3 separate regions of the Homo sapiens genome follow, and all the other regions are linked to region 1. The links are chromatin loops, found by intact Hi-C in ENCODE. Cell type or tissue: chondrocyte. All regions are shown on one strand.

Region 1 (8,000 bases):
AGGCTGAGGCAGGAGAATCACTTGAACCCAGGAGGCGGAGGTTGCAGTGAGCCAAGATGGCACCATTGCACTCCAGCCAGCCTGGGCAACAACACCGATAGTCCCTCTCAAAACCAGCAACAACAACAACAAAAGAATAGGGTTCCCTTTTGTACCTGGGAAATATCAGTGGTTTCAGCAAAAAGGAACTTTCTCCAAGATTACCTATAAGGGACATAAAAAAAATCACTGTCCTTTAGGAAGCAAAGAAGAGGCAATTGATGTTTGTAGTGGTGAGGCATGAGCTCCAAAATAGATCTTCCCCAGAGACTGATCCACGGGTAAAGAAAGTCAAGGGGAATAGACTTCATCAGGATGGTGAGTGTATTAGGTTCATACTGCTGCTTTAACCAATTACCACACATAGAAGGGCTTAAAATAATACAAATTTATTATTATCTTACAGTCCTAGAGGCTGGAAATCTGCAAAGGGTTTCATTACACTAAAATCAAGATGTTGCCAGAGGAGCTATCCCTCTGGCATTTCTAGGGAAGAATCTGTTTCTTTGTCTTTTCCAGGTTCTGGAGACAGCCTGTATTTCTTGGATCTTGGCTTCCTTCCATCTTCAAAGCCAACAATGGCCAGTGTAGACCTTCTCATGATGCTTCAATCTGATATTGAGTCACTGCCTCCCTCTTCCACATTTAAAGTACCCTTGCAATTACATTGGCCAAGATAATCCAGCATAATCTTAAATTAAATTCAGCTGATTAGCAATCTTAATGATCCTTTGCCAGGAAATATAAAATGGTACATGTTCTGGAGAACAGGACATGGACATCTTTAGGGGACCGTTACTTGCCAAACACAATAAGGGTAGCACCTAAATGAGTTTTCAAATGGACAGCAGTAACAACAACATCAACTTCGTATTTAACCACATTGCTCTGTCTGTCCCATGCAGGAAGCAGGGAAAGGAGGGGCTCAAGAGTAGAGGACGGATGTTGGGGTGAAAGAAGAGGATTCAAAAGGAGCCAGGTTGCTTTGTCTCGGGGAGGGGGGTGCACGGTGGGATCCTCTCCTGAGAATGACTGCTGAAACAGCAGGTAGTTGTGGCAGGTGGCTGAGATCCAAGCTGGTTCGAATACCAGCCACATTTCCACACTGCCAAATGTCATGGCAAGAGAAGACTTGACAGGGAACCGAAGAGGAGCCAGGACCATCCCTACCTGGCGGCATCAAAGAGAGAGGACTGTTATGACCTCCTGCGGGTCCTGACAGGGAAAGGTCCTCTTCTGGGGGCAACTGTGGCGACGGCGCAATGCCAACGTGAGCCACCATTTGAAATGAGAAAGAGCAGTGTGGCAGAAAGGAATGAGTTTGGTGCAGACCAGTGGTTGGTTTCCTAGGGTTAGAGGTCTAGGTCTACCTTCTTTTAGAAGAGGGGCAGTGGTGAGTCCTTGATGGGAGCCCCCTGCCCCGGAGTTCACTTAAGAGCAGGTGTACCTTCCTCCCCTGCGTGGCTCCACGAAGCTGGGAAAGAAACGCACAAGAGGACCACCCTAGAGCCCCGGGCCTGTATGGCCTGAAATCGCCTCTCCCCTCCCACACTGCAGTGCTGACACCCCCTTTCCCATCAGCTTCCAGAAAGGAGGGTTAGGGGACTGGGGAGAGGGAGGGGGCAGACACCCAGCAGTCCCTGTGAGGGGGGCGGTTGGGGCGGGGGTGCAGACACATCACGGGGCGGTTTGGTATCCATCCGCTGTTCTCTCCAGCGCGGCTCTTCCCGACCTCGCGATCCTGTCCCCTGCCCGGGCCCCCAGCCGCCCGCTGGTCCCATATATTACAGCAGCGACAGAAATATGGTAGTGGTCGCCACGTTAGGGTCCGTGGGGGCCTCCTGAGGCAGCCTGGTGCCAACCCGCACGCCCAGGCTGGGGCTCATCCTGGCCCTGCCCACCTCGGGGTCGGAACTACGGTGGGCCTGGGATGGGGGCGTCAAGCACTTTCGCGCCGTATCCCTCCGCCCCCCTTCCCGACACCCTCGCGGCGAGCGGTTCTTGCCGCATCCTGCGCAGCCCCTGCCTACTTTGGTGCAGAGGCGTGGGGGGCGGGACGCGTCTTTCCCGTTCGGATCGCGGGGAAAGCAGTGGCTCCAAGTGAGCCAGAGGAGAGCTGAGGAGAGGAGGGGGAGGCCGACGACCTGGGCCCTGGGCCTCTGAAGGCAAGTGCGGGTGCATGAGGTGGGGGTCCGGGTTGCGGGGGTGGTCTGGCAGGGTGGACCAGCAGGCAGCCTGCCCCGCGGACCCTGACAGCCTGGCAACGAGGAGACGATCCGGTCGGAGCCAGGCGCTTGAGAGAGGTGCGCAGTGCCCGAGACCCCTGGCGATGGGGAGGCGGTGACCGGAGCGGGCCTGGCCAAGGGCTGAGGGGCTGGCTCGGGAGGCACCGCCAGATCGTTTGGAGGAGAACCGCGCTGACCGCTTCCCAGCCAGCTTTGCAGGCGCCCGCGCCCCGCCCTCGACGGTGTCTGTGCCCGGAGAGGGCTGTGGGGGAGGCTCCTGCGGGAGAAATGGCGGAGCGGGAGCCGCTGTGGGGGCGCCCGGGAAGGCCGTTGGGGGGCGCCCGGCGAGGCCGGCGGGGGTCGGCGTCCCGGCTCTGTACCCAGTCCGCCGGAGGTGAGCCGCGTTTGCTACTCCGGGTCCCGATTCCCGAAAGGGGCCTGTGGGGCCCCATGTCCTCGGTGCCTTCCCTTCCCACAGGCTCCAGGTTGATGTCAAAGTCTTGTGTCTGTGCGGTAGGTCTGGCGTATTCTGACAGGACACAGTGAGCGTCTGTAGAGGAGAGGCTTGAAATAAAGGAGCACGAATATTGCCTGGATTTCTGGAGGTGTGTGGGGATGGGGGTTGGGCGCTAAACACTGATTGGGGACCCGAATCGGGGTAGGGGACTGTGACCAGAGCAAGTCAGGCATCCAGGAGCACCTCCTAATCTTCACCTCTCTAATGGCGCTCCCCCCACCTTCCATCCCCACCTGTCTCCCCCACCGTCCTAAACTGGGGGCATGAAAGGGTGGGCTTTGGAGGTGGGGGTGATGAGGGAGACATACTGACAAGTACTAATTCACAACCTGTTTTCTAGAATATGCGGCGCCCTTCCCCCATTTTATGCTGCGCAGAGCAAGGGGATGTGGCGCACCTAGTGGTGAATCCTCAGAATTGGAGAAGGGAGTAATGGGAAGAATATGACGTCAAGAGAAGGAGTTGTTATCTCTGGAACCTTGAAGCAGGGCCCAAATAAAACGAGAATATTCCACCAGCAAAACCCCGAATGTTGAAAGACAGATACCAATAATATGGGGACTCTTATCCTTGGCGTTGGCCTGTCTACCAAGTGCTCTTCTGCCACCACTCATATCCTGACTGTCTTACTTTTTCATGTGTTTGTCCATAGGCCTACTTTAAGGCTGGCCAATTCTGCAAGAAAGGCAAGGAGGAGGAGACTGGCTCACAGCTCTGGAGGTTAGTGAGAAGGGGGAGAGGACAATGCAGGGGACAGTTGGAGAGAGCATGGCAGGTGGCAGATCCACTTCCACCTGTAGTAGAAGTGGCAGACCCACTTCTATTCTGCCGGATTTGCACAGTGCCAGCATCCTTTTTATTTCTTGCAGGAGACACGAGATAGGTGTAGGTTGGGTTGTGACTCAGAAAAGACCTGAGAGCAGGGACTAGGACACAGGAAACCATAGATACATTGAACTCTTGAATGGGAAGACAGATATTTGTCACAGGGGCCAGAGTGCCCACCTACCTACCAAGCACTCACACTCCATTCTCTCCTGTATGTTCACTTGTCTGTAGGACCCCCTTCTGTCAGCTGTGGGGCTTGACACCACTTGAACAAGAAAAGGAGGGGGAAACTGCACCACATCAGTGAAGGTTGGTATGAGAGCGGGTATACTTTTGGGCGGGGTAGTGGAGACCAGCATGGGTCCGGGAGTGATTAGGGTCCAATCTGGGGGCTTCTTGGCCCCTCCCATTGCCGACACACTTTCCCACCATTGTTGGACCTGTTTTGTAGGAGGCAGCCGGTCCAGAGAGACTTTCTCAAAGCCCAGCTGTCCCACCTAGCATTCAACATCAGTCGCACTGCATACGTCTCATACAATTGGAAGAGACTCAAAGCCTCATTTCATTCTCTCTCCCTAGATCCACCTCCAGTGGCTGCTCTGCTGGTGGTGGAGTTGCTGCTGACAACCACCCTCAACGGGTCTGCACCCATCCAGGAAATATCTGTCTTCCTTTAGCTTGGTTGTACCTGTTCTCACTCTATCTGTATTATTGAATTATTGACTGAGACTGTGTTTGGGAAGGAGGCTGAGTGACTACTGGACTGGATATTGACTCTAACTCTTATTCCCAAGCTTATATCCTTAATCACCTAAAGATCAGAGTGTGAAGAAACAAACCTGTGACAGATCTGTGGTTGAGGTTTAGACTACGGGAGGAGTATATTACCTGACTTTCTTTGTAACTTGTACCATGACTGGGGCAGAGATTGAGCCTAGTGCCCAGGCCAAGCCTGAAAAGAAGGCTGGGGAAGAGGTTATCGCTGGGCCTGAGAGAGAGAATGATGTCCCTCTGGTGGTCAGACCCAAGGTTAGGACCCAGGCAACTACTGGGGCAAGGCCCAAAACTGAGACCAAGTCTGTGCCTGCGGCAAGGCCCAAAACTGAGGCCCAAGCAATGTCTGGGGCAAGGCCCAAAACTGAGGTCCAAGTAATGGGTGGTGCAAGACCCAAAACGGAGGCTCAAGGAATCACAGGGGCCAGGCCCAAAACCGATGCCAGGGCAGTAGGTGGCGCTCGTTCTAAAACTGATGCCAAGGCAATCCCTGGAGCAAGGCCCAAGGATGAGGCCCAGGCATGGGCCCAGAGTGAATTTGGGACTGAAGCAGTGTCACAGGCAGAAGGAGTGTCCCAGACTAATGCCGTTGCTTGGCCACTGGCCACTGCTGAGTCTGGATCAGTTACTAAATCTAAGGGCCTGTCTATGGATAGAGAACTAGTCAATGTGGATGCTGAAACCTTTCCTGGCACCCAGGGTCAGAAAGGAATCCAGCCCTGGTTTGGACCAGGGGAGGAGACTAATATGGGGTCTTGGTGCTATTCCAGGCCCAGGGCCAGAGAGGAGGCCTCTAATGAGTCTGGGTTCTGGTCAGCAGATGAGACCTCTACAGCGTCTTCTTTCTGGACTGGAGAAGAGACAAGTGTCAGATCATGGCCCAGGGAAGAGTCCAATACCAGGTCCAGGCACAGGGCTAAACATCAGACTAATCCCAGGTCCAGGCCCAGATCCAAGCAAGAAGCCTATGTTGATTCCTGGTCTGGATCTGAGGATGAGGCCAGCAACCCATTCTCCTTCTGGGTTGGAGAAAATACCAATAACTTGTTCAGGCCCAGAGTCAGGGAGGAGGCAAATATCAGGTCCAAGCTCAGGACAAATAGAGAAGATTGTTTTGAATCTGAGTCTGAAGATGAGTTCTATAAGCAGTCCTGGGTTTTGCCTGGAGAAGAGGCCAATAGTAGATTCAGGCACAGAGACAAAGAAGATCCTAATACTGCCTTGAAACTCAGGGCCCAGAAAGATGTTGACAGTGATAGGGTCAAACAAGAACCCAGGTTTGAGGAGGAAGTCATTATTGGGTCCTGGTTCTGGGCAGAAAAAGAGGCCAGTTTGGAGGGTGGAGCTTCAGCAATCTGTGAATCTGAGCCAGGAACTGAGGAGGGGGCCATTGGCGGATCCGCGTACTGGGCTGAGGAAAAGTCCAGTTTGGGGGCTGTGGCCAGAGAAGAGGCCAAGCCGGAGTCTGAAGAAGAGGCCATATTTGGGTCCTGGTTCTGGGACAGAGATGAGGCCTGCTTTGACCTAAATCCCTGTCCTGTGTACAAGGTCAGTGATAGGTTCAGAGATGCAGCTGAGGAGCTTAATGCATCCTCCAGGCCCCAAACCTGGGACGAGGTCACTGTTGAATTCAAACCTGGTCTTTTTCATGGGGTTGGCTTCCGATCCACAAGCCCCTTTGGAATTCCCGAAGAGGCTTCTGAAATGCTTGAGGCAAAGCCCAAGAACCTGGAACTTAGCCCAGAAGGAGAAGAGCAGGAATCTTTGCTTCAGCCTGATCAGCCTAGTCCTGAGTTCACATTTCAGTATGATCCTTCCTACCGGTCAGTCCGGGAAATTCGAGAGCATCTTAGGGCCAGGGAGAGTGCAGAGTCTGAGAGTTGGTCCTGCAGCTGCATACAATGTGAGCTGAAAATTGGTTCTGAAGAGTTTGAAGAATTCCTTTTATTAATGGACAAAATTCGGGATCCTTTTATTCATGAAATATCTAAAATTGCAATGGGTATGAGAAGTGCTTCTCAATTTACCCGAGATTTCATTCGAGATTCAGGTGTTGTCTCACTTATTGAAACCTTGCTTAATTATCCATCCTCTAGAGTTAGGACAAGTTTTTTGGAAAATATGATTCACATGGCTCCACCTTATCCAAATCTAAACATGATTGAGACATTCATATGTCAAGTGTGTGAGGAAACCCTTGCACATAGTGTGGATTCCCTTGAGCAGCTGACTGGAATAAGGATGCTTAGACACCTCACTATGACTATTGACTATCACACACTGATTGCCAACTATATGTCCGGGTTTCTCTCCTTATTAACCACAGCCAATGCGAGAACGAAGTTTCACGTTCTGAAAATGCTATTGAATTTGTCTGAAAATCCTGCTGTGGCAAAAAAACTATTCAGTGCCAAAGCTCTTTCAATATTTGTGGGTCTCTTTAACATAGAAGAGACAAATGATAATATTCAAATTGTTATTAAAATGTTTCAGAATATCAGTAACATTATAAAAAGTGGAAAGATGTCCTTAATTGATGATGATTTCAGTCTTGAGCCGCTTATTTCTGCATTTCGTGAATTTGAGGAGTTAGCTAAGCAACTACAAGCCCAAATAGACAACCAAAATGATCCTGAGGTGGGACAACAAAGTTAATATGATTAACCACCTGCCGCTGATCAGCCTTATGTTCCCAAAGAGCCCTGAGTAGTGCTTTGGTGTTCACAGTCTGTTTTTTTGTTGTAACTTATATTTTTTAATGCTGATGTTAACTTTGTCAAACTCTTGTTTTGAGCTGGATCATTTTGTGGATGCCAAATGAATATCAAAACTGAAAACACATTTGTTGATATTTGTCTTGCTGTCCAGATTGCGGTATTTTTCAGTATTAAGTTTTCAATGAACTGTGTCACCTAAGTAAGCTACCCTGCTATTCGTTGTTTAAATATATGGTTCTCTATTTGAGTCTGTGTTTTCAATAAAGTTCTATGTTAAAATTGGCATAAGTGACCCTTCTTCAGTTTAAGAACCATGTACAGATAAATCGTGTGCACTTACAAACATAGGTAATTATTAGTATGACAAACATGCGCTTATTAGAAAATTCTGTTCTTGAGTTAAGAAGGGAGAGATTATTGTGGGCCCTGATACTTGAGGAATGTTTCCGAGAAGAGGGACCCACTTAAATTGGTCAGGATAGAACAAATTGGTCAGGATAGGAGAGCAAGACAACTTGCCCGCCTGCTTGCCCAATTATGAGCCTTCCCAACAAGCAACCTAAAATTAATACTTCTTATAGGACCCATTTAAATTACCATCTTAGCCCTGGGATTTGCCTAAGGGTAGGATAAGACAAATCATTAGGTTGCTCTTGGAAGTGGGCAGTGGTGGTTTGAAGAAAAGTGTGTAATTGAATAATCTGTTCTAGTAGCATGGATGAACCCAGTCTGCTTGAAACAAGTAAAAGGAGTTTGATGAGAAATGCAGTTAGAAAGTTGGGAAGAGGCCAATTTGGGGAACAGAATAAGCCAAATCTGCATATTTAACAATTCAAAGTACAGGTGTTACTTCAATGCCACCTAAAGGCTGAAAGAGTAGGATAGCACAATTAAATGGAG
Region 2 (8,000 bases), 200 kb before region 1:
TCTGGATTAATAGAGCCACAGTCTGGATGGTTATACGGTACACATAAATGCTAACACTTCTAATTAGTGGGATTATATGTAATTGGCTTGAATAAACTTAAAGTGATAAAAGTATTAAGGGCATGGATTGGGAAATGTGCATTTATATGTATTCCTTATTGTATTAGTCAGCTCAAGCTACCATAAGAAAAATATCATAGACTGTGTGGCTTAAACAGAAATTTACTTTCTCACAGTTCTGGATGCTAGAAGTCCCAGATCAAGGTCCTGCAGTGCTCTCTTCCCGGCTTGCAGACAGCCGCCTTCTCACTATGTTCTCACATGGCAGTGATCTCTCTCTCTCGATCGCTCTCTCTCTCTCTCCCTCTTCCTCTTCTTCTTAAGGCTACAGTCCTGTTGGATTAGAACCTGACCCTTATGACCTTATTTAATCTGAATTACTTCCTAGAGAACCTACCTCTAGATATAATCACACTGGAGGTTAGGGCTTCAATATACAAATTTGGGGGTACACAATTCAGTCCATAGCACTTATGTTCATCGTGAACACCAAAAATGCTTGGTTCATAAGACAGCAAATTCTGTTCTACACAAGAACCAAACCAGAAGCTCTCTACTACAGGTCATTAACAGGTATTAGATACGAGTTTATGCTCCACAGAAGGCATATTGTGTTTAGTACAGTGCATGTTAGCAAGTGCCTCTGGCCCCTTCCCCATCAAACCCCAGCCTTGGGTGTCCCCTTCCATTAAGTTGAAAAATACTTTCCAAAAGGCAAGAGCGCTCCGCTTTAATATTCATCTTGAGCAGATCACTTCAGACCTTGTATTTTCATTTCTTCATTCTGAGATAAGGGGTTAGTCCACATGACCTCCCTTCCCAAGGTTTTCTAACTCTGTGATTCCAACTCTAAAGAAATAGCACCTAGCATCCCCAAGTCAGGACTCACTAGACCTGGAGAGAAGTAAATATTTCCCACGTGAATAATCTGCTAAAACAGTTTTCCTTCAACCATTCTGTTTGGCTGAAAAGTATATCCTTGTGTACTTTTCGTTCCATAGAAGACCACCAAGAGTCAACCACAGGAGTCTCAAGATAATGATTATATTGGTTACTTTATTACTACATTAGAAATGCAAATAAACTGTGAAAAGCTGCAAAAGCATGCAACTTCATGAAGATTATGAAGCAATGGAAGCACCCATCATAGCAGGTTAAAACAGGCTTATCCAGTATAGGATGCAAGAACTACATACACAAAGGTCATCAATGGTGAGATTATTGACAGCATCTGCCATCTGGAACATATGCACCAATGGTAAGTTTAAAAATGAATTTAAGGAAACATTGGCTACCTCTGACTTCTTAGCCAGGGAACATAGGTGAGAAGATATCCGAAGACGCCTAAAATCTCTACAAACACATGGGTTTACAAAAAACAAGCCTAAAATCAAGACTCTCAGGTAATGTCGAAATCTGCTGTTGGGAGGCGATCCCCATTTTATGATGTTTGAACACACTCTTTCTCTTGCTGGATAGCTGGGAAGACAAACACAAAAATCATTAACCGTATGTACCTAAGATTAAGTTCAGTTTCTTTCAAAAGAGCTCCTTGCTAAGTCATCGAAGTCTGCATACATGCCTTAAATTTAGAATGCCAAGGCATTAACCACAAATCCTCACATTAGGGTGTGTGCATGTATGTGTGTGTGTTAACTACCTGAATATTCACTACAATCTATAACTGTGGAGGATTTTCTCCCATTTAAGAGATAGAGACATGCTGTTGCCATTTTTTCTTAGATGATTCAAGACTGAGATACGAAGCAATTTCTTCGGATTTATCTATCCATATACAACTAGGAAGTTATACCTTTTCAGACAATTTTGACTAACTTTGGAACTCTCAAAGCTAACAAGACAAAAAGTTCCCCTCAACTTTTGCAAAAACACTTGGAGTTTCTCCAGAAGGCTGTATTTCTGGAGGGCAAAACTGATCACTTATCCCTTGAGTCTGTGAGCCCTACGTGCACCCAAGATCTAAACTTGTTCATTGTCTTTATCTCATCATCAGGTAGAGAAGGCCAAAACTGCAAAGTTTGCATGGATCTTTAGGTATAAGACCACTGACCCAAACTGATGGATGCAGAAAAATGTCTAATAAGCATAAAGTGAACAAAACTAAGATTTTTCTAGTGCTAAATCCAATATTCCAAGATTGATTTTTAAGGTGGTTTTTAGTAATTTTCCAACAAGAAACTAGTTTTCCCCCCCATTCCTATTAAGACTTATGTGAGAACTACTTATATAACCCAAGTAGGAAGATGACTATTTGATGTTTTTAACTGTTACATTAAACACCATGGTACTCTAATTATTGCTTACTTTGTGGCAAAAATTTACTAGAAGATAGGTTTATTTACTGAACCTATTAACTTTCTCTACTGTGTGTTTCCACTAGAACCCCCCATGACTTACTTTCCTTTGAGGGAAGAGTATTTTTTTCTTCAGTATTAGTTTTCTTCAGTTTTGACCTGTCAAACTTCTCCACTTCCGACAAGTCTGGCTTATCACTCATCTTGACTAGAAGATAGCCTGAAAAGAATAAACATTTTTAAGAAAACTTACCTGGCAGAACTGTCTTCGGACTAAGGGGTCACAAGCAAAAATTTTCATATTTCATATCAATGTATATTCTACCCGCTCATTTTCAACAGAAAAACAGCAACAGATCTTAGAAAAGTTATATTTTTGTTAGAATAATTTTAACTCCACATCATTAGCCCATTTTGATATGCAGTAAATGCCGTTGGATCAGAACGCACCAGAAACCAAGATTCTCCAGAAACCCAGAGCCAATATGTCTGACTCTTAAAATCACAGCAAGGGTAAAATGGAGGTGATAGAAGCACAAGAGCAGACAGGGACAGAATAAAAAATAAAGACTGGCTTTAACCAGTTAATGATTTTGTAACAGGAGATAGCACTATTCGAGCATCTTCACTTTCTATTAAATTACTTTTGTTTTTTGGCATTTTTTTTTAGGAGACGGGGAGCAGCACAAAAAAAAAAAGAGTGGCATAAGTTGTACTAATTTCTTTCTATTTTAAATGCCCAAAGATGACAGTACATTAAGGCATTACAATACACGTCTCATAATAGCTCCTTGTGGCATTGGTGTATAAACGTTGTAAGAAGGGACAGCTAACTAGGATCAAACCCAGGACTTCAGCAGAATGGGATAAACCAAATAAAAGCGAGTCTTGTTTCACCATGTTTTCTCTGCAAAGAGAGAGGTAAAGAGATGAGGCTTAGAGGTGCATGGCTGTGGACCTGACGAAATGCCTGGTGCCCTGTAAGCGTCCCGAGTTTGTCCAGAAGAGACAATAGGATATCCCAGAAATCGGAGGGCAGAGTTCTCATTCGCAAGCCCAGCCCCACCCTCGTGCAGTAAGATACTATGTCTAGTGCTTGGGGTAGAATGGAGAGGCCCCCAAGCAGCCAGAAGTGCCGAACATGCCTCCATTCCGTCGAGTTTACCCTAAGACCCTCCTCTGCCAAGCCATTAGACGCCAAGCTCAGAGCTGGAAAACTGGAACTAACAAATAAATAATAGCAGGGCCGGGTGCGTAGGCCAGTCTGTCAAGAGCAGTTTGCATACTTTTAAAAATAACTATTAGCTTTTTCTGGCGCCCAGCCTAACGGCCACGGGAGGAGAAGGAATGAGGACCAAGCCCCAGGGGGCCCATTCCGGGCGGCCTCCAAACTCCTCATCCTCTAAGCCTCCGACCTGCAGCTACTGCGGACAGGTCCCTTTAAGGGTCCGCGCTCCCCGCCTCCCAACCCCGGGGCCTTGTTTCCAGGGACCGGCCCCCAGGAGGGCTCGGCATCGAGCGCAGAAGGCGGCCCCCTGGAAGACAAAGGCGCGGACTCGCTCGCCCGGGCGGCGGTGCAGACGCGAAGCGCCAGCCCCAACCTCGGCTCCTCTGGCTCCCGAAGGCGCGGCATCCCCCGCCTCGCAACCCTGACGCCTTCCCATCCCCATGGTCCTCTGGCTCCTGCGAGGCCGCAGGTCCTCACCTGAAAGCTTGAAGACTCGTGAAAGGCTGTTCGCGGGGCTGAGACCCAGACTCGCTCCGGACCAGGTTAGCGTTCCCGCGCAGAGCCCTGCAGTGCTAAGCCACCCAGCAGGCCCCGCCCCAGCCCTCTCTGATTGGCCAAAGGTTTCCGGGCTCGCCACCCCCCCCCCCCCACCCCGCCCTTCCCCTCCTCCGCTTGAGTGTACAGAGCCCGCGTCCACCCTCTCCTCTAGGATCGGGGCTTGGTGAAGTCAGAGCCGACCCCGCCTCCCCAGGCCCCACCTCCCAGGCCTCTTCCACTGCTTTAGTCCTGAGGGTCCACATACCCTTCATCCTGACTACACTCACTCTTTCACAATAACAGAGGCCTCTGCAATAAGCAGACACATCTCGCCCAGTGAGCTTAGAACATCTGGAACTCCGAGGTCCAAGCTGAATGACCGGTATTTAGGCTCTTTCGGCTTTTTATAGCCATTGGGGCCCAAGGATGCTGTGATAACCTAACAGTAGGTTGGAAGTGGGGCTCGGTGTTGTCTGCTCTAATCCTTGGCCAGGTCGTGGAGTAGGGGTGCTCATAGTGAGGGTGGGTGGTTCAGGGCCATTCACCCCTACAACTGGACATTTCTGTGACAGTAGTGCTCTCCTATGAAATGTAAAAGTCACATTCGCAGCTTTCTCGGCCACTGAACACGATAGCAGTTTATAATAATCACAGAACAACTGAGGCTATTCACCTTTATATCCCTAATCCCTAGCACTTTGGCCCACAAGACACATTGGTTGTGGAGATGTCTATAGATTGAAGTAATAAATACGTGATGGGTGGAAGTTTTGGACAATAGCACCACCCAGTGTCTGTTGGAAGAGAAAATTGAGGATTCGGTATTTACTTGAAAGGACTAAACGTTCAAGATCATTTTCTGGATACTCACCCAGAACCTTAGAGCATTAAGGTAAGATGGAGGTAGAACTATGTCTTTAGCTTGCACCCCATGTGTGGTGGTATAGATCTATATAGATCGAAAGTCACTCTTTCCACAAGGATTTCTCAAGGCTTCCCCAGCTTACTTCATTCCCTTTTCTTTGCTTTTGTAGCACGTTGTGTTAATTTGAGAATTGTGTATGTTTGTTGGAGAAACTTTTAAAACAGAAAGATATGCTCATTCAACAAGTAATATTCATTGAGTACCTACAGTGTTCCTGGCATTAAATATAATAAACACCAGTGTTTTCACTACACAGATTTCAATGTTGTTAACATTTAGGTATACTTACTTTGTCTTTCTTTTAAGGACTAAAAGCGTTACAGAAAAAATTGAGGTTTCCTTGACCTTCACTTCATTTCCATTCCCCCTCCCACTTGCCCAGGGGTAGTCCTATCCTGAATGTGATGTGTAGCTTTCAGCGTATTTTTCTGTCATTACAGATTAATGTGATTTCTGTTTCCAGGAGCAAAATGAAGCATTGTTTGAACAAGTGATCCAAGGCTAAGACCACACCCCTTACTTCACTTGGGGTTGACAGGAAGCTCCAGACAACCACCCCTCCATAGCCCAAACCTCAAAATCCTGCCACCCTGGTCTGCCTTGAATCATTAGAACTTATCTAATGATGACATTTATCTCCATTTGTGCGAGTCACCCCAAGACACCCTTCAACTCCTATATTCTAACTGCCATAAGGTTGTGTCCACATCCGCTCTTTAGTTCACTTTTCTCACCGCTCCTCTACTAATAAAACACAATACACCCTCGGTAATTCCTCCATATTTTAAGCCTCTTCTCTGAATTTCCCCTTCCATGAGGATTCCAGATCCCCTGAAGCCCACTCATGAGGAGCAGATGATTTTTCACTCCTACCACCACTGTACCACAGATCCTAAAGCTTATGTAAGGGACTTTGCTGCTTCTCATTGCTGTCTTTAGATAGCAATTCCCCTCCTACCCCCCTAAAAACTTCCAGCTTTTGACAACTTATGTCATTGACTAGCCTTTGTTGTTGACATATAACAAATTTCAACTATTCCCGGCCGGGCGCGGTGGCTCACGCCTGTAATCCCAGCACTGTGGGAGGCCGAGGGGGGCGGATCACAAGGTCAGGAGATCGAGACCATCCTGGCTAACACGGTGAAACCCCGTCTGTACTAAAAATACAAAAAAAATTAGCTGGGCGTGGTGGTGGGAGCCTGTAGTCCCAGCTACTCGGGAGGCTAAGGCAGGAGAATGGCGTGAACCCGGGAGGCGGAGCTTGCAGTGAGCGGAGATAGCACCACTGCACTCCAGCCTGGGTGACAGAGTGAGACTCTGTCTCAAAAAATAAAAAATAAAAAATAAAAATTCAACTATTCCCCACTCATTTTTCAAAAATTTTAGCTCCTACAACACAGTCATTCTCAAAGGTAGTTGTCCTGCTTTAATTCTTGGTAAATTCAAGAATGATAATTCTGACAAACTGGCGTTTTCAGTTCCTTGAACATTTCTCCCCCATAACATCGTCCTCAACTCCACCTCAGTTACTCACACAGCCATAGTCTAGCCCTTGTCACTATAATTATGGGAAACCCTCCATAATCTCAATTTTAAACATCCCTCTTTCTGACCATAACCTCCTCTCTTTTCAGCTAACTCATTTTGCACCTTTCTTTTGGTCTCCCCAGAATCTCCAATGCATTGATCTTATCAGATTTTCACTATCTCTTCTTCCCTTTATTGTATTCTCTCCCCTCCTTCCCTAGCTCAAATGTCATGTTCAGTCTTTACAATCACTTATCTACATATACCCTCCACTGTCCTGCCTTTTCAGTTTGTATTGCTTCATAGGAAAAATAACAACCCTGGCTAAATTCAACTACACTTCAACAAGCCTGAGCCTACAAAGAGAAATCTGGCCAAAGGAAAATACATAACTACATGACTCATTTCAATTTAAATTCATGACTATTAACTTAAATCAGACTCTTAATATTAATAGGCACTCATTCTTTAGACCTTCTGGTCCTTAACTTTCTGACTATTTTAACTTACTACTTCATAGCTTCTCTCCCATCAAACTCTCTATACCACCTCTCCATCCCAACTCTTCTCTTGCTTTCTATTTATACTAGAAAAGTGTAGCCCTCAGAAGAACACTTCCACAGACCCTATATTAGTCAGGGTTCTCTAGAGGGACAGAACTAATAGGATATATGTATATGAAAGGGAGTTTATTAAAGAGAATTGACCCACATGATCACAAAGTGAAGTCCCACAATAGGCCATCTGCAAGCTGAGGAGCAAGGAAACCAGTAGTGACCCAGTCTGAGTCCCAAAACCTCAAAAGTAGGGAAGCCAACAGTTCAGCCTTCAGTCTGTGGCCAAAGGCCCGAGAGTCCCTGGCAAACCGCTAGTATAAGTCCAAGAGTCCAAAAGCCGAAGAACTTGGAGTCTGATGTTAGAGGGCAGGAAGCATCTAGCAAGGGAGAAAGATGAAGGCCGGAAGACTCAGCAGGTCTGCTCATTCCACTTTCTGCCTGCTTTTTCTAGCCACGCTGGCAGCCAGTTGGATGGTGCCCACCCAGATTGAGAGTGGGTCTGCCTCTCCGAGTCCACTGACTCAAATGTTAATCGCCTCTGGCAACACCCTCACAGACACACCCAGAAACAATATTTTGCATCCTTCAATCCAATCAAGTTGACACTTAATATTAACCATCACGGAACCCTACCACCACATCACTTCACCTACCTGCACCTGCCTACATATATATGACTTTCCTGTTGATATCATACATGAAATTTCCAGACTCCTGTCTAAAAGTTCCCCTCCTTTCCCACTAGATCTCTTTCTCTCAAACCAATTCAGTGACGTTGCTACCATCTTTCTCTCCATTATGTCTAGCATCATCAATATTGTACTCTCTACTGTATCGTTTCTCTCAGGATA
Region 3 (8,000 bases), 53 kb after region 1:
TTCATCTCCACTATCATCTTCCTCAACATGAGGGGTTATTGAGTGAGTACCTTTAGGGGACAATACTAGGGAAATGTAAAACTTCCAAATGGGAAGCTGCTGGTTTTATTGTGGGGAGGGAAAGAATGGAATCACATTCCATTTCTGCCACTTCTCTGGAGAGGGTCTTAGTCCCTTTGAGAAGGAGCTTGGTCATCTGTGAAATAAGACGCACCACATTATCTTCTTCAGAGTACTGTCCTGAGGGATAAATGAGAAAACCTGTCAAGTGCCTATGGGAGATAGTAGGACTTCAGCACATAACAGGTCTGGCTATTTGCCCCCTCCCTCCCAGAGAGTAGATGACATTGACCTAAACCAAAGGGCATTACTGCTATTGAGACCTTGTGGAAAGGTAGCAGCAAGAGCTGAAATATATCCCCATAACCTATGAGCTTTGGGCCAGTTCTGAGTTGTGGGATGAGTTACATGTGAGAGCTGGGGAAAAGGAAAAATAAATCACCATACCATTTCCTATAACTGCATCTGCCTTCCTATCCTCTTAATTTATCATTCAGTTTGACACTGGAGGAGCAGTTTCCCATTAACTTTAAGGTAGAAGGGACACCACAGGGCAATATGACAAGAATACTGGACGGAAGACTAGAGTCATAAGACCAGACACATTATGATCCACGATTATGTTCTGTTATATGGCAAAAGGGAGATGATCAGCATAGGCCTGACCTAATTAGTCAAGCCCTGTAAAATCAGAGAATTTTCTCCTGCTGTTTAGAGTAGGGCAAGTCAGAGATTCAAAGCACAGGAAGCCTTCAATGTGCCATTGCTGGATGGAAGAAGGAGGCCACATGGCAGGCAAGTGGACTAGCCCCCAGGAGCTAAGAATATCCCCAACTGACAGTCATCAAGGAAATGGGGACTGCGGTTCAATGGCCACAAGGAAATGACTTCTGCCAGCAGCAAGAATGATCTTGGAAGCAGATTTTTATCTAGATCATCCGCGTGAGACCTCAGTGGAGCCAACATGGGCACCTTGATTCTAGCTTTGTGAGACCTTGAGCAGAGAATAAGGTCATGCTGGACCAGTCTTCTGACCTACAGACCTGTGAGCTACTAGATGGATGTAGCTTTCAGACACTAAGTCTGGTTACACACCTACAATAAATTAATACATTCCAGTTAAGTTAAATCTATTCAATGCATACACAGTATTTTTGTTTACATGTACACATGTGTATAGATGATAATTGGTGGAAACATAATTACAGTTTTTATTAGTGCATGGTGGGGTTAGATATTATCAATATTCATATTGGTATTTGAATGCACTTTCCACATTTTTTAAATAGACAGTGGGTTACTTATTAATCAGAGATAAAACACATTAGAGCTTTGTTCATGTCAAATTTGATAGATTTCAGACTTTTCAAAAGGTATTGTAAATATGATAGTAGGCAAACACGTACACAACCAAGGTTATGAAGCAAAACATTACAGAGTGGACTCTCCTGTGTGAGTTCCCTGATTGCCTCAGCGCCCTCAGAAGGAACCACTATCCAAAATTTCTTGTTTAGTCATGAATACATCCCTAAACTAAACACATAATTGCTTTGCATATTTTTATCTCTATATAAGTAACATATTTATATATCTATTATCGAAATGTTTTCTTCTGAAAATAGTGTTTCTGAGATGTTTCTAACCAGGTGACTTTGGGACTATTTTGATATTTACCCATGCTCCTGTGAACAGGTTTGCTATGTACCGAGACTCTGCAATGCACATCTGAGAGGGCAGCAGATGACAGAGCCTCACATGCTTCTATTGTGGGTGCTGCTCAATATCTCCACAAAGAAGTTGTACCAATTTGTCCGCTCCAAGCTATGTATGGGCTTCTCGTGGCCCCAACATTTCAATTCAAACAGGATGCAACATAAACACAAATTCGATGATTGGGTTTTCTTTTCAAACTCTAGAATTATTCCAAGACATATTCTAAGGTATAATATGGAACCATTAGCTAAGCATTTTTAATGCACCTGTGAAATACACTATTTAAAACATAATACGATAGGGAAAAATAAAGAAAATCTAATGTACCAATAACAGGATCTCAGAATAAAAAATATTAAAAATCTGTGAAACCTATTTTTGCACAGATCAGGAAAAACAGATGTTTTCAAATTGTTGGATGGAATATAAGAACTATTAAAGAAATTTTAAAGTTCAACTATATAGGAAGCATTAAAAATATTAAATGGTCATGCTCTTTGACAAAACAGTTCCACTTCTGGGAATGTATCCTCCTGATATGGCCTCAAGAGTCTCCTGCTGTAACCACTCGTGTCCACACTGCTCAGGGCTGAGATGACCATTTCCTTAGTTGGCCCAGTGCCTTCATGTCCCAGATCCTGAGTCATCTACCCCTGGATCAAAACAGGAAAATCAAATCTGAATCATGGATGGATGCCCAGACTCGAAGGACCATCCACTAATTCACCACAAACATTGATACAGAGCAATGCTCAGGTCCCAACTCCTGGAGAGATTTGTAGACCTCAGGCCTCATCCCTGTCTGGGAGAAATCTTCCTTCCTCTCCCATCTTTGTGTCCTGAGAGGCCCCCACATCCCTACCAGGTACAAGCAGCCCGGTCCTTTCAACAAATTAAGTTTTCATAAAGGATGAAAGAAAAACTGGCTCCAGAAGGCTTCTGCTGTCAGCCCTCTCACAAACCTCCCCTGAAGTAAGGAGAGGGGGCACCAACCTTACTGCAGGGAGGGTAAGCAAGGAGAACAGAGATTAACCTCCTTAACAGTACATGTCCAGATACATTTGCTAAAGGTCTACCACTAGCAACTCAAGGTGCCCAGGCTGGCAGGTTCTATCCCTGGCTCTGGCAGTGGGCCTGGTGAGTAACCTCCTTGCCATTCAGCTCTGTGTTTAGGAGCACGTGCTTTATAGTCACTGACATCCATGAGGAAGAGAGGATACTGGTACCTCACCAGCACGGCTGTCATGAGATTAAATCCAGACACTAATGTGAAGAAACTGGAGCTGGGCCCAGCTAAACCATCTGCCTTACAAAATAGTAGCTGTCTTTTCCTCCTCCAAGCAGGGAACTCATGTTACTCTGAGCTGCCACCTCAGCCAGGGCCCCTTAAGAGGGCGCACATCGTAGTCACCTTGATGAGTCTTTTCTAAACCCTCAGCTGAAACTCCCTTGTTGGTGGAAAAATAGGACTTTGGCATCAAAGATCATTAATGTCTTAAGTTATAATATGAGCCTTGGAAAACAGATATATCCACTTGGCACCAACAGTATATGTGAGCGTCTGCTGGCTTTTCATTCCACCAACACCAAGTATTACCAACTTTTGTCCTTATTGCCAATCCAATCTGCTCATTTTCCCCAGACCTGTCCCATTGGAAGAATCAGCTCAGATGGTCATTAAACTTAGAGATTCACAGGGTCATCCCCTGCAATTGCCAGATTTAGCAAATAATAAGACGATTTAAAATTTTTATTTTGTTATTTATTTCATTTACTTTTATTTATTTAATTAAAATCCAGTTGGATTTTAATTTTAAATAAACTAATATTGCATGCCACATAAACTAAAAAATATTCCTATTAATCCGGAATTTAAAGTTAACTGAGTTGATTTTAATCTGGTAACTGTACACGTGGAGGGCTCTGTGGAGAGCCAAGATGCTCAGGTCAACAGCCTTAACTGAGCTCCCAGCAGACGCCAACACCAGTCATCATTCATGTGAGTGAGCTCTCTCAGATGTCCCAGATGAGTGGAACCTCCAGATGACTGCAGCCCCAGGTGACAGACATCATATAGAGCAGAAAACATCCAGCTGGGCCCAGTTAACACACAAAATACTGAGAGAAAATAAATGGCTATTAATTAAGGGTGCTTGTTAAGAAGGAACGGATATCTAAAACATTATGGTTTTGGTGAACTTTTCCTCATTTTCTGTGTTGTGTTATCATTGGGTAAGAAAGGAATTTTCTTATCCTTGAAGGCTTAGTGAAACTTGGTTATAATTGTATCATCTGAGTGTTGGCTTACATGTGGGTACAGATTTCTGAACATGTCATCAATTCCTTCTTGAAGGGATTCCCAAGGGCAATTTACATGATATCTATTTTTCATGCTAGTCTTAAAATTTGAAACCTAACTCCTTAAGAAGAATTCCCACTGCAATCATGTGAATTAAGATACTGAGAGGGCATTGCTACAAACCATTCTATGAGGAAACCTGAGAGGTTGTCTTAGTGAGTATTCATTCTGAACAATTTTAGAAGTGTTTCTCAAAGAAAGTGTCCTGAAACACTTTCTCCTGCTATAGTGATAACCCTTGGCAAGGAAGTAACTTTCCTTGGGCACACATAGACAGGGCTCCTTTAGGAGACAGCAGATAGATATACATTGCAGTCCTTGGTCTTTATGACTGTCCCAATGCAGCACTGCTGGGTGGATAAGTCAATTCTAGAACTTACTCATAGTAAGCCCACGTGACAGCAAATCTAAGTCACATTCTCCAATATCACCTTATAAGAGATAAAGTCAATATATGTTTCTCCTTATTCTTTTCCTATGTTTCTCAGTTGGTTTAGAGCTCAGACTAGAAGCAGAAGAGTATTTTGGGGGCCCCTTAAAGAATTAAGCATTGTGAATCAAGAACTATAGGAATAATTGTAGAGTCAGTGAGACACAGTTAGAGGAGTAAACCTGTGGGCCTATTTTAAGTCCCATCCCTGAAGGCAAAGCTGAACAAGTGCCTCCTGAAGGGCAGCTTACTACCAAGAAGTTGAAGGGAGAGGGCTTGGGCAGAGTATCATGTGTCTCCTTCCAGATTCTCCAATCGGATAAGTCATTCCTGCCGTAGAGAGGAGTGAGTGTGTAGAGGCTACATGTATTTTTGTCATGGATGTATTTTCCACATGGAAAAACATACCAGGAATGAAGGATAAGAATTTCCTTAAGGCAGGGCTGGGTGCGGTGGCTCACGCCTGTAATCCCAGCACTTTGGGAGGCCGAGGCGGGTGGATCACGAGGTCAGGAGATCGAGGCCAGCTTGACTAACATGGTGAAACCCTGTCTCTACTAAAAATATAAAAATTAGCTGGGTGTGGTGGTAAGCGCCTGTAATCCCAGCTACTCGGGAGGCTGAGGCAGGAGAATCGCTTGAACCTGGGAGGCAGAGGTTGCAGTGAGCTGAGATTGCGCCGTGCACTCCAACCTGGGCGATAGAGCGAGACTCCGTCTCAAAAAAAAAAAAAAAAAAAAAAATTTCCTTAAGGCAAACTACTGTGTGTTTTAATTGACTGGATTCCTGCCTACTAAATGATTATATTATTCTAGTCCGGCCTCCCTGAAATAACTGTATTATTACTCAAATGACAGTTTTTGTGTTTCTAGATCATTCAGTCACTTGATTATAAACAATCTGTTTTCTGCCACAGAAAACCAACTGCCTAGTATAGTGTGTGAGTTGTACATGTTCCTCCTCAGAGGGCTAGCTCATCTCCCAGAGTCCTAGGACACCTCTCTGGGCTTCTGTGTACTGATGATACTCCTCTAAGGTCACTTTTTTTTTTTTTTTTTTTTGAGAATCTCGGCTCACTGCAAGCTCCGCCTCCCGGGTTCACACCGTTCTACTGCCTCAGTCTCCTGAGTAGCTGGGACTACAGGCGCTCGCCACCACGCCCGGCTAATTTTTTGTATTTTTAGTAGAGATGGGGTTTCACCGTGTTAGTCAGGATGGTGTCGATCTTCTGACCTCGTGATCCTCCCGCCTCGCCCTCCCAAAGTACTGGGATTACAGGCATGAGCCACCGCGCCCGGCCCCCTTAGGTCACTTTTAAAGCAAAATTCCTGACAACATGGACTTCCTTTCCTCTACCATAATGAGTAGAGAGTCTTGAAAATTGCCCGGATCCCAGCCTCTAATTGGTATGTTTTCTCAGGGAGTTATCTGAAGAATGAAGGTGTTTTGCTTTAAGGGATAGGCTGGGGATGGAGGAGCGGGTTGTGCATAGTCATTTTCAGGTGTGGAAGACAAGCCAGTGCTACGCGGTTGCCATAGTAACCTGACGTCATATTAGCGACGGTGACGACTTTTTATTGAGACCAATTTGGCCTGGGGAGAACCGCCTTCAGGCGTTTGGACTCAGTGGAGGTTGTGAGTGCCCAGCAGTGTGGCCTGAATCTCCGTGGGGTTTAGGGAGACGAAAGGACCCCAGATCGACGTCCCCTCGTTCCCACTTTGGGGATCGGCGCTCTGGCTGTTTCGTGAAGGAGAGAGAGGTGGGTCTCTTCTGGCCCCAGTGAGTGTGGTGTCCTGCTCCAGGGTGTCCCGGGGCTACTTTCCCTGTAAAGGCGGGACGCGGGAGGATGAGACAGGTAAAGACCCTCTCTGAGCCCAGTTTCCCACTCTGTAAAATGGAAATAAAAATGCTCACCCACAGGATTGCTGAAACCTTCAGTGATAACATAGGTGCAAGACGATAGCCCTGTGGTTATTGCAGGATCAGGAATGCCTGTATGAAGTCAGGCCTCTTCTTGTTCTGTTTCAAACTTTCTTACAGTATAGACAAGGGAGAAACTTTATGTTTAACATGCATTTATGATAAGTTTATATATATATTTCTGACTGCATAAATAATAACCAGTGATTCCCATCAACACTATCAAATGAATGTTGAAATATAAAGTTAGTTAGAAGGCCTTCCTACCAATTTGAGATTATAATATGCATTCTCCCATATCTGTTGTATAATAAATTTGTTTATGAACTATAACTTATAAAGTGTCAATTAAAAAGTCATATGATGTTTTGATATATTTTATACATTGTAGAATGGCTGAATCAAGCTAATAAACCTATGCATTACCTAATGTACTTTTTTTTGTGGTGAACACTTAAAATCTACCCTTTTAGCAGTTTTCAAGTGTACAATATATTTTTATTAACCATGGTCACTATGATGTACAATAGATCCCTTGAATTTATCCCTCCTCTCTAACTGAAATTTTGTATCCATTGACCAACATCTCCCCAAACCCCTCCCCAGCCTCTGTCTGGTAATTACTGTTCTACTCTCTGCTTCTATGAGTTCAACTTATTTAGATTCCATATACAAGTGAGATTACGTGGTATTTGTCTTGCTGTGCCTGGCTTATTTCACTTAATGTCCTCCAGGTTCATCCATGTTGTCACAAATGACAGGATTTCCTTCTTTTTTCAAAAAGCTGAATAGTACGCCATTGTGTGCATGTATGACATTTTCTTTATTCATCTGTTGGTGGATACTTAGGTTGATTCCATACCCTGGCTATTGTGAATAATGCTGCAGTGAACATGGGAGTACATACATCTGTTTGAGGTACTAATTTCATTTCCTTTGGATATATACTCAGAAGGGGGACTGCTGGATCATTTGGTAATTCTATTTTTAGTTTTTTTCAGGAATGACCATACTGTTTCTGTAATATCTGTATAAATTTACATTCCCAGTATTGTACAAGGGTTCCATTTTTTTCCACATCCTTGTGAACACTTACCATCTTCTGTTTTTTTAAATAATGGCCATCCTAACAAGTGTGAGGTGATATCTTGTTATGGTTTTAATGTGCATTTCCCTGACAATTAGTGATATTGAGAATTTTTTCACATATCTGTTGGCCACTTGTATGTCTTACTTTGAAAAATGTATATTTTATTATATATGGACACATGATTATTGTACATATTTATGGGGGTACACTGTGATATTTCAATATATGTATACAATGTGTAGTGATAAAATCAGGGTAGTTAGCATATCCATCATCTCAAATCTTTATCATTTATATGTGCTGGTAACATTCAACATTTTCTCTTCTAGCTATTTGAAAAAATACATTAAATTATTGTTTGATAATTTAGTATAATGCTATAGAACACTAGAGATTATTCTTCCTATCCAGGGTCTGGAGTATGGGC

Evidence for each region. Hi-C counts contacts between places; a loop is a spot of excess contacts. Peaks named below come from ENCODE experiments on the same cell type or tissue, not always from the same donor. Only the 100,000 strongest peaks of a DNase experiment are listed, where the experiment ranks them.
Region 2: it touches region 1 in a loop (3-fold over the local background); 5 of 110 quality-filtered maps call a loop at or near these places.
Region 3: it touches region 1 in a loop (2.1-fold over the local background); 12 of 110 quality-filtered maps call a loop at or near these places.

Annotation. Positions count from the first base shown.
Region 1 is chrX:102,710,349-102,718,348 of GRCh38, forward strand. It overlaps ARMCX5-GPRASP2 (ARMCX5-GPRASP2 readthrough), which reads left to right. Exons shown (of 19, transcript NR_146584.3): 5 at 3,434-3,501; 6 at 3,841-3,918. GPRASP2 (G protein-coupled receptor associated sorting protein 2) reads left to right here and starts at 2,100. Exons shown (of 5, transcript NM_001004051.4): 1 at 2,100-2,204; 2 at 2,782-2,869; 3 at 3,434-3,501; 4 at 3,841-3,918; 5 at 4,189-7,385. The coding sequence starts at 4,522. The coding sequence ends at 7,038. In chondrocyte, a CTCF peak has its summit at 3,145; a DNase peak (open chromatin) is centred at 2,443.
Region 2 is chrX:102,512,586-102,520,585 of GRCh38, forward strand. TMSB15A (thymosin beta 15A) reads right to left here and starts at 4,154. Exons shown (of 3, transcript NM_021992.3): 1 at 4,081-4,154; 2 at 2,479-2,595; 3 at 1,097-1,539. The coding sequence starts at 2,578. The coding sequence ends at 1,502. In chondrocyte, CTCF peaks have their summits at 4,917 (motif pointing left) and 5,116; a DNase peak (open chromatin) is centred at 3,966.
Region 3 is chrX:102,763,020-102,771,019 of GRCh38, forward strand. All of the region lies in intron 8 of ARMCX5-GPRASP2 (ARMCX5-GPRASP2 readthrough), which reads left to right. It overlaps LINC00630 (long intergenic non-protein coding RNA 630), which reads left to right and starts at 6,134. Exons shown (of 12, transcript NR_146589.1): 1 at 6,134-6,322. In chondrocyte, no CTCF peak of the experiment used is centred here; no DNase peak of the experiment used is centred here.